Regions from separate parts of the Homo sapiens genome. Here region 2 is linked to region 1. Evidence: read pairs that join two places in POLR2A ChIA-PET (ENCODE). Cell type or tissue: endothelial cell of umbilical vein. All regions are shown on one strand. Links, peaks and the distances in the headings refer to the core of each region. The heading gives the core; the rest is flanking DNA.

Region 1 (5,373 bases), core at 311-5,310:
GATATCCTTGAGAGGGTGTGGGGGACAATGGCTCTGGGTACATGTGTGAGCTTAGCCGGCTTCAGGTGGAGGCAAGTCTACTTTCCTATCAGGTACCCATAATAAGGTTGTGCTGGAATGAAAATGTTCGATAGCTACAAAGAAGTTTAAAAGTCGCTGTATATACAATTGAAGCCCCTTCCAGAAGTTTGGAACGGAATTGTTGCCTCAACTCTAAAACAAGGGTAATATCCCTAACCAACACCCCACATGACAGTGAGAAGTCATTATAAAATGATCTTGCAAAGTGAGGGGTGGCCAGGAAAGTAGCATGTCAACGGTGACAGTAACGCCACGATGGTGAGCATGATGGAAGTGTTGGGGATGGCAATTCCATCTGACCGCGTCCTCCTGAATGCCTGAGGCTGAGCTCGGCCATAATGACAGAGGGACTCTGGCTGTCAAACTAGGTCAGGCTTGCACCAACATGGAAGGCATCAGGGTGAGAGCCTGGCAGATCAGGAGCCACTGCTATCAAATATTTGTTTTTGCTTTAAAAATCAACTCCCTCCCCTTCTTTTACGACTATGTCCTCTTAAAGCCTATTTGCTACCCGTTGAGATTCACACTGTATGCATAAAAAACATCAGATAATACCGTTATCTGCACTTCTCACTGAGTATTATTAATGTTTCCTTTTTATAAAAATTATGGATACTTGTACCTCATTCTTTTAAACTCTAAATTCCTGAAAAGCGGGGTCTAGCTTCATTAATCTCTGTACCCCTGCCTGAGAGTACCTAACATGGAATCTTGCTTATGGAGCGAGCACTCAATAAATATTTTTGAATAAGTGGTTCTCTGTCGCATTATTTGGGAATTGAGCTTCTGCCCATCAAAATGGACATGCATGGATTTTAAATTACTTTTAATCCAAATGAGTGTTAATTCTGTTTTCTATTTTTTCATTTCTGTCCAGGACAACCACATAGAACCCCAAACAGGTGGCCCAGAAGAGTAGCTTTCCTGGTGTGGAGAGACATGTAAGGACAAACAACCTCTGCTATGCCAATTTCCCCTTTCATCCTGATGATAGGAGAGCGTGCAAAACAAATATCGTGGCAACTGGACTAGCATGGTGCAGTGAGCGTCTAAGAGGTGCTAACGACCTATTCACCTGGGTTTCCCTACTCCGCTCCAGGAATCGTCAACTAATATAAAAGCCCAGGCAGCCAGGAAGTCACCTGGCGGCTGATGTGTCACAGTTTCAGGTATTTATTTCCAGCTTACTCTTGCTGTGTAAAAACACACACTGTCTGATATAAGATCTGCTTGTCTGCCATGAAGTCCGCTGCTGCTGACAATGATGATGACAGTGATGATAATAATGATGACAGCAGTAAAATCTGTTGAACACTATGTGGCAAGCACTGGGCTGGGCCTCTTATGTACATTATCTCATTTAAACTTTACTACTTGCCTTAGGAAGTAGTACTATTATGATTTCCATTTAACATATAATCAGACCACATGCCACAGACCCAGCAAGCTAGTCACTTGACCAAGCATTCAGGGCTTCTATCGTCAAGGTGGTACTTACCTAGGAAGTACAGAGTTGGGTGGTCTGGATTTTGCAGGGGATGCAACTTTTGGTTCTGGCCCAGAGCTCCCTGAAGACCCTAGCAGAGAATCCTGTGCCGGCCCGGATTGGCTTGGAAGTATTTCCCTCGTGGAAGTCAGGAGATGCTCTTTATCTTTAACTTCTTTTTCCCGGGACTTTGCTTTGTGTTCTGCCAGGAGGAGGTCAAATTGCTTTTTCCGGCCTGGGACTGCCCTCCGATGGCTTAGCGAATGTGTCTAAGGAGAAGAGAAATGAAAAGCACAGCCTCTTTGATCAGCACATAAACCTGCTTCCCCAGGCCCTCCATTTCAGAAATAGCAATTCATGGAAATTTAGAGGTGCTTGAAAAGTCAACTTCAAGGCAACAGCTCCTGTTCTGTGGCTAGGAAGAGGCAGAGACCACACGAACGCAACCATGCCCTACACTCCTGGTGTTAAGAAGCCAAAGCTTCCTCCAAAAAATGGCATAGGATGACGAGCTTCAGCGCAGAACCCATGAAAACCTCTCTGATGAAAGGCAACTGCGAGGGAATGCTAGAGTTAATCCAGGTGCAGGTGGGAGGCTCGATTCGGCCCAGACAAACAGAGCCACCAAGCAGAGAGGGCCATCGCCTTGATCCCAAGAAGCACTAGCAGTTCAGCATGAAATACAGGGCTTTGGGCGACCCAATGGCGGCCGCCTTGGGTCAGCTGTTCCCCTGGCCACCCCGGTGTGGCTGGATCAGGGGCGCGGCATATCATCCTCCCCTCCAGGGCTGCCTTTCAGGGCGCTGCCGCCGCCGCCGCCGCCGCTGCCGCTGCTCCTGCATACATTAAAACGTAGCAGGCTTTAGAACCGCCTGTGAGTGCCTATAAATACAATTTACTGTCTGGCCTCACAAGTAACAGGGGAAGCCTAGTTTTTTTTTTTTTTTTTTTCTCCTTCTTAAAAAGCCAGCCAGCTTGAGGCAGGCACTCTGCTACCATGGACGAGAAGAAAGCATTTCCCTTACAAAGAACAGCTGGGGGTCATGTCGAGGTTCCACACCCTGCCGTGTGCAGAGAGTGGCATGCAAACATTTCGACAAAGGCCCCAGCGAGAGCAGGAAGTATTTTTTATGGAAAGAGAAATACCTTGCAGGTGAGGGATCTTGTGCAAGGTTTCTTTGTCTCGGGATCCAATACTCCACAGTGTTTATTTGGGTCAAATTCTCTCTCTGGTTTAAGAAACAAACAAAAAATATAAGAAAAAAGGAGACTAAATAGGATTTGGCATTAAGACTACATTTTTTAAAAAATGCACATTTGCACCAACAAGTGAGACATTGTCAGGCAATCTGTTTTTTGTTTTTTTGTGTTTTGTTTTCTCAACCAGCTGCTAAAAGTCTTCCAGAACCGCTCGGGGAAAATGGTGCTCCCCTCTGAACCCAGAGTTCCCAAGTCTAGCTTCGGCAGCACCGCCGAACGCAGCACAAGGCTCGGGGAATAGGGCGGGAGCAGGCACCGAAGGGAAGGAGAGGAGCCGTGCTGCTCTTAATGCTCTTAACGCTTTATTTTACTTGCAATGGTTCCACAGGTCCTTGGCATTTGGGCATAGCTGGCTGCAGACCAGGGAGAGCCACCTGAGACCCAACGACCCCTTTCCTGGGCTGCTCCAAGAGTACAGACACCCTGACTCCAGCTCCTGCCTTCCTGCTAGTTTTAGCCATGTAAATGGGAGATTACTCCTTGACATGTCAGAGTGACCTGCCTCTCTCATGCTTGACAAAGCTCTCGGCGCAGGCTTTGCACACAGCCTTGCTGACCACAAACACCATTTACCTGATTGAGGGGCACTCTAGCAGTGTTACAGGCAGGGGCAGGGGAGAAGGCTGAACTTGAAGGTGCAGAGAGGGCAGGGGCCTGCTAATCTCACAGCTGCTCCCCGCCCCCACTGCCCTGGGTCTGATGCTTCACGTGGGAATAAAACGGGGCAGGCTGCCCCACCAGGATGAAGGATGTCTGTGCGGAGAGGCCAGGCTTCCCCAGCTCCTGCCTTCCAGTTGACTGTGGACAGCTTGTGCGGAGGTTACTTCTAAGGAGCCTGCTCTTTCTATACCCATCTTGGGTCCTTCACCCCTGCCAGGAAGACAATCATGCTGTCCTCACCTTAAAAATGAGGGGATGTGAGGTGATCTCTTTTTTTCATTTTTATTTTTTGAGACAGGGTCTCGCTCCGTTACCCAGGCTGAAGTGCAGTGGTGGGATCACAAGGCTCACTGCAGCCTCGACCTCCTGGGCTCAAGCCTCAACCTCCTGAGTAGCTGGAACTAGAGGCATGCACCACCACACCTGCCTGATTTTGTTATTTTTTGTAGATACAGGGTCTCACTATATTGCCCAGGGTAGGTGATCTCTTAAGGATCTTTTGGGCTTTAAAATTCCACCTCTTGGATGGCCTGTGCCGTTTCTGGAAGGCACCGAGCAAACACATAAGTCCTGCAGAGCAGGAATGACACAGCCCTCTGGGCATGTGGGTAGACTGGCAGCAGTGTTGCTGGTGGTAGAGGGTGTACAGAAATTGGTGGTATCTCCTTAAGACCCTTGAATGGCTGCAAACTCAAAAAAGGTTCCTAGCTGGAAAACTGTCTGAAATTGGTGGAGTAAACTCCGAGCATATAACAATGCTCAGATTATACCATAATAAATGAATGTATTCTATTTTCAAAAGCTTTGAGGGTCATGGGGAGGTTGCAATGGTGTTACTGATGATATGCACAAGAAAACTACTCTATACCCAAGACAGATTCCCTGGCTGGTTACCAAAATGCCTCCCCCCTTTTTTTGCTTTTTGTCTGCCTTTTCTCTCTCTCTCTCTCTCTCTTTTTTTTTTTTTTTTTTTTTTTTTTTTTTAGCTTCACTTAGAAAAAAAACCTGCTAGGCCTGGAGATGCTGGTTTGCTCGGAGCCCTCTCTGGCCAGGCTGCCTGGTGTGGTGTTTTTTTTTTGGGTCTGTCAGAGTCAGGCCTGTGCCTGGTCCCACACCAGCGCCTCATGTCGACCTGGAGCTGAGCAGGCTGTTGGCTGAGGGTAGGAGCTGGCTGCCAAATGTGAAAGTGAGGCAGAAACAAGCAAAAGACCCGACGAAACAAGACAACCCACAAAATGCAAAAACAATGTGCGGCAAAAAAATCCCCAGACAACTTCAGATGGGGTTACAGGCTGGAAGCCACGGCCGTGCTTCTGCTATGGCGAGGAGCCCTCGGCCTCCAGCCACTGTGCCCACGCCTACCGGTTTTCTGGGGATGTTGCCACCACCTCTGAAGAGTGAAACCAAGCTTTCCATGCAGGAAGAGCCAGGTGCTGGGGGCTCCCGCCCGAACTGTGAGGCCCACAGTGCTTAGGGAGAGCACCAGGCTCTACCTTTCTTTCTTGACAGTGGGTGAGCAGCGCAGGCAGAGATGTGCAAGGTACAATGCCTGCTTTATCCGAATGCTTTGGGCTTGAGGGATTTTTCAGACATAATTTTAAAAAGAGTTACAGATGAAAGATAGAGAAACTAGAACTACAGACAAATACAGAGTAGACAATAAAAATTACCCACAATTCCTTGGGTGCTTAAAAATCAAGCTTAACCCGAGGACAGTTTCTCTGTCACAGGGTGGCTGTCACTGTATTTTACTTTCTCTGGCCACCATCAGGGAGTGCCCATGATGTAAGAAGAAGTTATGAAGTTTATAGCTTCTCCTGGTCTTTTGGAGAAAGTAAAAACTGCCACGTTTAGTTCTACAGCAGATCGATCCAAAGCAAACATTA
Region 2 (5,373 bases), core at 199-5,198, 58 kb before region 1:
ACAGCAACCACAACAAAACCATTCCAAGGCATATATTTAGGACACCAGGGATAAGATAAAAAGACAATCCTAAAAAGTTTCTGGAAAGAATAAACTTGCCTCATAGCCAGATCAAGTATCTGATGACATATGACATCAGAATTCTTCAGAGCAACATGAGAAATTAGAAGACAATGGGGCAATGCCTTAAAAATTCTGAGGGCAATATGTTCCAAGTTAAAATTGTGTCCACTCTTATTTTATTTTATGAGACAGAGTCTCACTCTGTTGCTCAGGCTGGAGTGCAACAGTGAAATCTCAGCTCACTGTAACCTCTACTTCCCAGGTTCAAGTGATTCTCCTGCCAGAGTCTCCCTAGTAGCTGGGACTAGAGGCACATGCCACCATGCCTGGCTAATTTTTGTATTTTTAGTAGAGATGGGGTTTCACCATGTTGGCCAGGCTGGTCTCTAGCTCTTGACCTCAAGTGATCCACCCGCCTTGGCCTCTCAAAGTGTTGGGAGGTGTGAGCCTCCGTGCACAGCCTCCACTCTATTAAAAAGTTTTGAATGTAGGAACTCACATTTTTATATACGTGTGTTCCCAAAATCTTTACCCCTCAAAGCACGCTCTCTCAGGAAGCCACTAAAGGATATGCTCCACCAGAAGAAAGCGGTAAAGCAAGAATGAGGGATTACTGGCTGTGCCATAAAACAGGCTCTGAACACTAGAAAGGCGAGGAGTCGTCTTAGGATCAGAGTGAGGGGAAGCCGTGAATAACCACTGTGTAGCTATCAGTCCAGACTGGAGCAGGAAGACACACAGCTGGGGGTACGGGGTTTGGGTGGTGGTGGTGGGGGTAATTACCCAATGAATGCAAATGTAATGAGAGGACAGCTGTACTGTGGCAAAAGAGGGTATGGATGAATTAGTGATGATCACACAAATTTAAGCCAAAAATGTAAATATATTATTAACCAGGGAAAACAACAAGGGAAATATAATCAGCATACTATAAGGATTATAGATACTTGCCTAACAATATTAAAAATTCTGAATACTGAGGATATCAAAATTGTGATCTAAATTTATCTGGAAGATGGGTGTGAGTGGGAACAGGTGTATGAGGTGTGTGTTTAAGAAAGGCGCATTTTCATCTTCCACAGCATAAAGCTAGTATCTAACCTAGAGGGAAAAACATTAAGCAGCAGCAATATAGGCCTGTTATTTAGAAATCTCAAGATAAATAGCAAAGAATATTGCTAAAAGAGTTGAAATTATTCTGTGCAGAAGCTGGGGATAGCAACAGGAATGCTGTTATTATAAGCTTTGGAGTACTTTTCAATTTTTAAACCCCATACATCCACTTCAATAAAAATGAAATTTAAAAATAAATGTTGACAAATATTTTATATAACGAATGTAACATAATATATCCCTTGTTATGATGAAGAAAATTAACATTTGTCTTTATTTTTAGTTTTTTTTTTGAGAAGGTGTTTTACTCTGTCACCTGGCTTGAGTAGCAATCTCCGCTCAATGCAACCTCCGCCTCCCAGGTTCACGTGATCCTCCCACATCAGCCTCTTGAGTAGCTGGGATTATAGGCACGCACCACCACGTGCAGCTAAGTTTTTTTATTTTTAATAGAGATGGGGTTTTGCCATGTTGCCCAGGCTGGTCTATGAACTCCTGAAGTCAAGTGATCTGCCCACCACAGCCTCCCAGAGCGTTGGTATTATAGGCGTGAGTCACCGCCCCCAAGGAGCTTCACGAATAGCTGGGATTACAGGCATGCGCTACCACACCCGGCTAATTTTTTGTATTTGTAGCAGACACGAGGTTTCACCATGTTGGCCAGGCTGGTCTCAAACTCCTGAACTCAAGTGATCCACCCGCTTCGGCCTCCCAAAGTACTGGGATTACAGGCCTGAGCCACTGCTCCTGGCCTATTTTTTATTTTTATTTTTATTTTTGAGATAGGATCTCGCTTTGTCGCCCAGGCTGCAGTGGCGCCATCTCGTGCCCGGCCTTTTTTTTTCTTTCTAATATTTGTTTTAATACTTTAAAACAACTAGCAAGAACTCTGTCTCCTATACATGATATTGGTTGGGTGTTTTTTGGCAAAATTGGAATGTTTGGTATTTCCACTTCCTTACACAGAAGCAAATGGACAATTTTGGCATTTCGGACGCTCCATATGGAGGTCGGCAAATTACAATTCTGCACCCTGGGGAGGACATAAAACCATTTTCACCTAAATATAACTTTTAAATGACACACCACTCCCAAATTACAAAACGATTCAAATTTTGTAGGGGGTTCAGATGTGTAAAAAAAGTCAGGAAAAGCGATCCCCTCTAGAACATCTTCTATCCTACCCTATCAATTGTTTAGTTGCCAGATTAAAAACTTTGGCCGTGCGCGGTGGCTCACGCCTACAATCCCAGCACTTTGAGGCGCCGAGGCGTGCAGATCACCTGAGGTCAGGAGTTCGAGACCAGCCTGACCAACATGACGAAACCCTGTCGCTACTAAAAATACAAAAATTAGCCATGCATGGTGGCGGGCGCCTGTAATCTCAGCCACTCAGGAGGCTGAGGCAGGAGAATCGCCCCTGAGAATCGCCACCAGGAGGTGGAGGTTGTAGTGAAATGAGATCACGCCATTGTACTGCAGCCTGAGGGACTTTTATTGAAGGCCGCAGAGTTAATCAACAGCAGAAGGGCTCACGTGGCTGGGAGGCAGTGGAAAGCGAATGTGTAAGAGGGGGGTTTCGTGTGGGAAGCGAACCCCACATGGAGGTATGGCTGTACCGGGGCATGGGGGCCCTTACCCGGCCGAAAGAAAAGGAGGGCGCTGGTGAGGTAGCTAACCACCTCCTTGATCTGATGCTTTTCCAAATACTCCGCGGCTTGGAGCTCCCTGCTGCTGGTCTCCATCGCTCCGCGTCCCGCTGTTGCTAGGCGACTGCCTGGCGTCTCAGCCGTGCGACTCTGTCTCCCTCTACCCGGCGCGGTCACGTGACACGCCTGACTGCCCTGTGGCTGCGACCCGGACCTGGAATTTCTAGAGCTCACGGTTCAGGGCAAGCCTGGGGCATGTAGCAGGGCAGAGAGGGCAGGTGAGGTGTGGACCAACGTCACTGTCCGCGATCCAGGCTTAGGGCTGGGCCCAGGTGCCTTTTTCCATCTCTCTCTAGCACCTAGCTCGGTACTTGTTGATCCAATGATTAACAAGGCTTGAAGTGCTGGCATCACAACTCAGCATGAACTAATAACAGAAGGAACTTGTGCAATTTTGAGGGTGCCCAGTGGAGAGTTCTTTTTATTATTATTATTTAAGACCTTTATTAACAGGTGCTTGCAGTTTGTTGACTTTTTTGAAAAAATCAAGTTGTAAACTTTTATTACAAATTAAAAATAAAGTGCTTAAAAATCTCATCTTGACCAGATATGAAACAATTTAAAAACCTTTAAAGGCGTATTGAGAAAAACAAGGCTTTTTAAAAAAAACACGTTTGTTATTACCAAAAAGAGACATATTTAGGTAAAAATAATAAAAACCCCATGCTGCATAGATAATGCAGATAGTTCTATTTATCTGGTCAACGGGCAAAAAGCAAGCACTTAAGGTCTTCAGCTCCAATCTTTTGTTCATTTCTTATTGCTGGAATTTCATATTTCTTCTTGTTGGATGACTAAACCGGATGATGGTAGAGATGGTAAGCCGGCATTTACTCAGCCCCGCCCTGCTCAGCCTCGGGAGCAGACGAATTCTCAGCTGGTGGATTGGCTGATTTTGTCTCTTTGCCATCTTGTGATTTAGGGTTTTCTGGGCATCTGCGTTGGTAATTGAAGTTGCTGCGGTACCGACGTTGAGGTGGCTGCTGACCCTGGGTCTCATCTCCTTGATTTTATCTTCTTCATTGCCGTACTCTCTAGGCTGTCTTTGGCAAGGAGGGCCCCTGCGGAATCGTGGTCTATATCCCCGATACATATTCTGCCTCACTGGTCTACCTTGTTCTCCTGCACCCTGGTTGTCAGCACCCTCCATCACTTCTCCCTGCACAGGAGGGCTGGAATACTGTGGTCGACACCCATAGGGTCTCCGCATGTAGTAAGGTGGGAACCTTTGCCTGCGGTAGGGCCGGCATTGTTGGGCCTGGCCTTCGGGAGCATTCTCCGATCCCTCGGTCTTTTCCCCACTCTCACTGTTCTGGTAATTTTGCTGGTAATTGCGTGGAGGACCCCTATGACGTGGATAGCGTCTATAATGGTTACGATCTGCTGCATATTTACCGCCTTGAACTCGAACACCACCAGGATCTGTAACATTTGCTGCCTCCGCACCCTCTTCTCCTTCAACAACATCAAACTCCACAGTCTCTTCATCTCCTACACTGCGAAGGTACTTCCTGGGGTTATTCTTTATGGCAGTCTGGTGTACAAATACATCTTCCTTGGTGTCATTCCTGTTGATGAAACCATATCCGTTCCTTACATTGAACCATTTTACTGTTCCCAAAACCTTCACTGCGATGACCTTCTTGTCCACGCTGGCAGGCGCCGCCGATGTGAGGCCGCCCGGACCACCGCTCCCTGCGCAGCTGCCCGTAGTGCCGGGCTTGGTGTCGGCGGCGCTGAGGGCGGGGGCGGCGGGGGGACGGGAGGGGGGCGGTGGGGGGAAAGGCGGGGGCGGCGGGTGGCTGCTGGGTCTCGGCCTTGCTGCTCATTGGTTGCGGTGATGGAGACTGGGGCCGGCTGCGGCAGCTGCGGCTCCTCCCGTGGTATGACGGTAACTAGGCCGGCAGCGGCGGGGCTGCTCAGGGTTCTCTGGGGTCCGCTCTCCGGGGTCCGCTCTCCGCTCCCGCTACCGATCGAACTCCCCAGTGGAGAGTTCTAAGTGGCATCTCTGGTGTGAGCGGCCTGCAGGCATGGCGCTGGCCACCAGTCAGGAAGGTCTTGGCCTGTTGGCTCGACTGGGTTGTGGGCCACAGAGCAGCCTGGATCCTGAGCTTCAACCCCTGTTTGCTGGAGCTGGTTTTATGAGATGGAGACCACCTGACATATTTATTTATTTATTTAGAGACGGATTTTCGCTCTTGTCGCCCAGGCTGGAGTACAATGGCGTGACCTTGGCTCACTGCAACCTCCACCTCCCAGGTTCAAGAGATTCTCCTGCCTCAGCCTCCCAAGTAGCTGGGATTACAGGCAGGCACCACTACACCCTAATTTTTTTTGTATTTTTTAGTAGAGATGGGGTTTCACCATCTTGGCCAGGCTGGTCTGGAACTCCTGTCTGTTGCAGGAAGTCAGGCACCCCAAACGGAGGGACCGGCTGAAGCCATGGCAGAATATAAATTGTGAAGATTTCATGGACATTTATCACTTC

What was found. Peaks named below come from ENCODE experiments on the same cell type or tissue, not always from the same donor. Only the 100,000 strongest peaks of a DNase experiment are listed, where the experiment ranks them.
Region 2: POLR2A ChIA-PET joins it to region 1 with 9 read pairs; 7 of 35 experiments call an interaction of 5 or more read pairs at or near these places.

What each region holds. Positions count from the first base shown.
Region 1 is chr7:105,636,774-105,642,146 of GRCh38, forward strand. It overlaps ATXN7L1 (ataxin 7 like 1), which reads right to left. Exons shown (of 12, transcript NM_020725.2): 6 at 2,714-2,796; 7 at 1,580-1,836. Among named protein-coding and RNA genes, the nearest start is that of EFCAB10, 58 kb to the left of the region's middle. RefSeq lists enhancers at 2,083-2,744, 4,251-5,218. In endothelial cell of umbilical vein, for the core only: no CTCF peak of the experiment used is centred there; no DNase peak of the experiment used is centred there.
Region 2 is chr7:105,578,543-105,583,915 of GRCh38, forward strand. It overlaps EFCAB10 (EF-hand calcium binding domain 10), which reads right to left and starts at 2,951. Exons shown (of 5, transcript NM_001355526.2): 1 at 2,816-2,951. The coding sequence starts at 2,921. It also overlaps the pseudogene YBX1P2. RefSeq lists enhancers at 2,343-2,855, 2,856-3,366. In endothelial cell of umbilical vein, for the core only: no CTCF peak of the experiment used is centred there; a DNase peak (open chromatin) is centred at 2,949; H3K4me3 peaks cover 583 bases.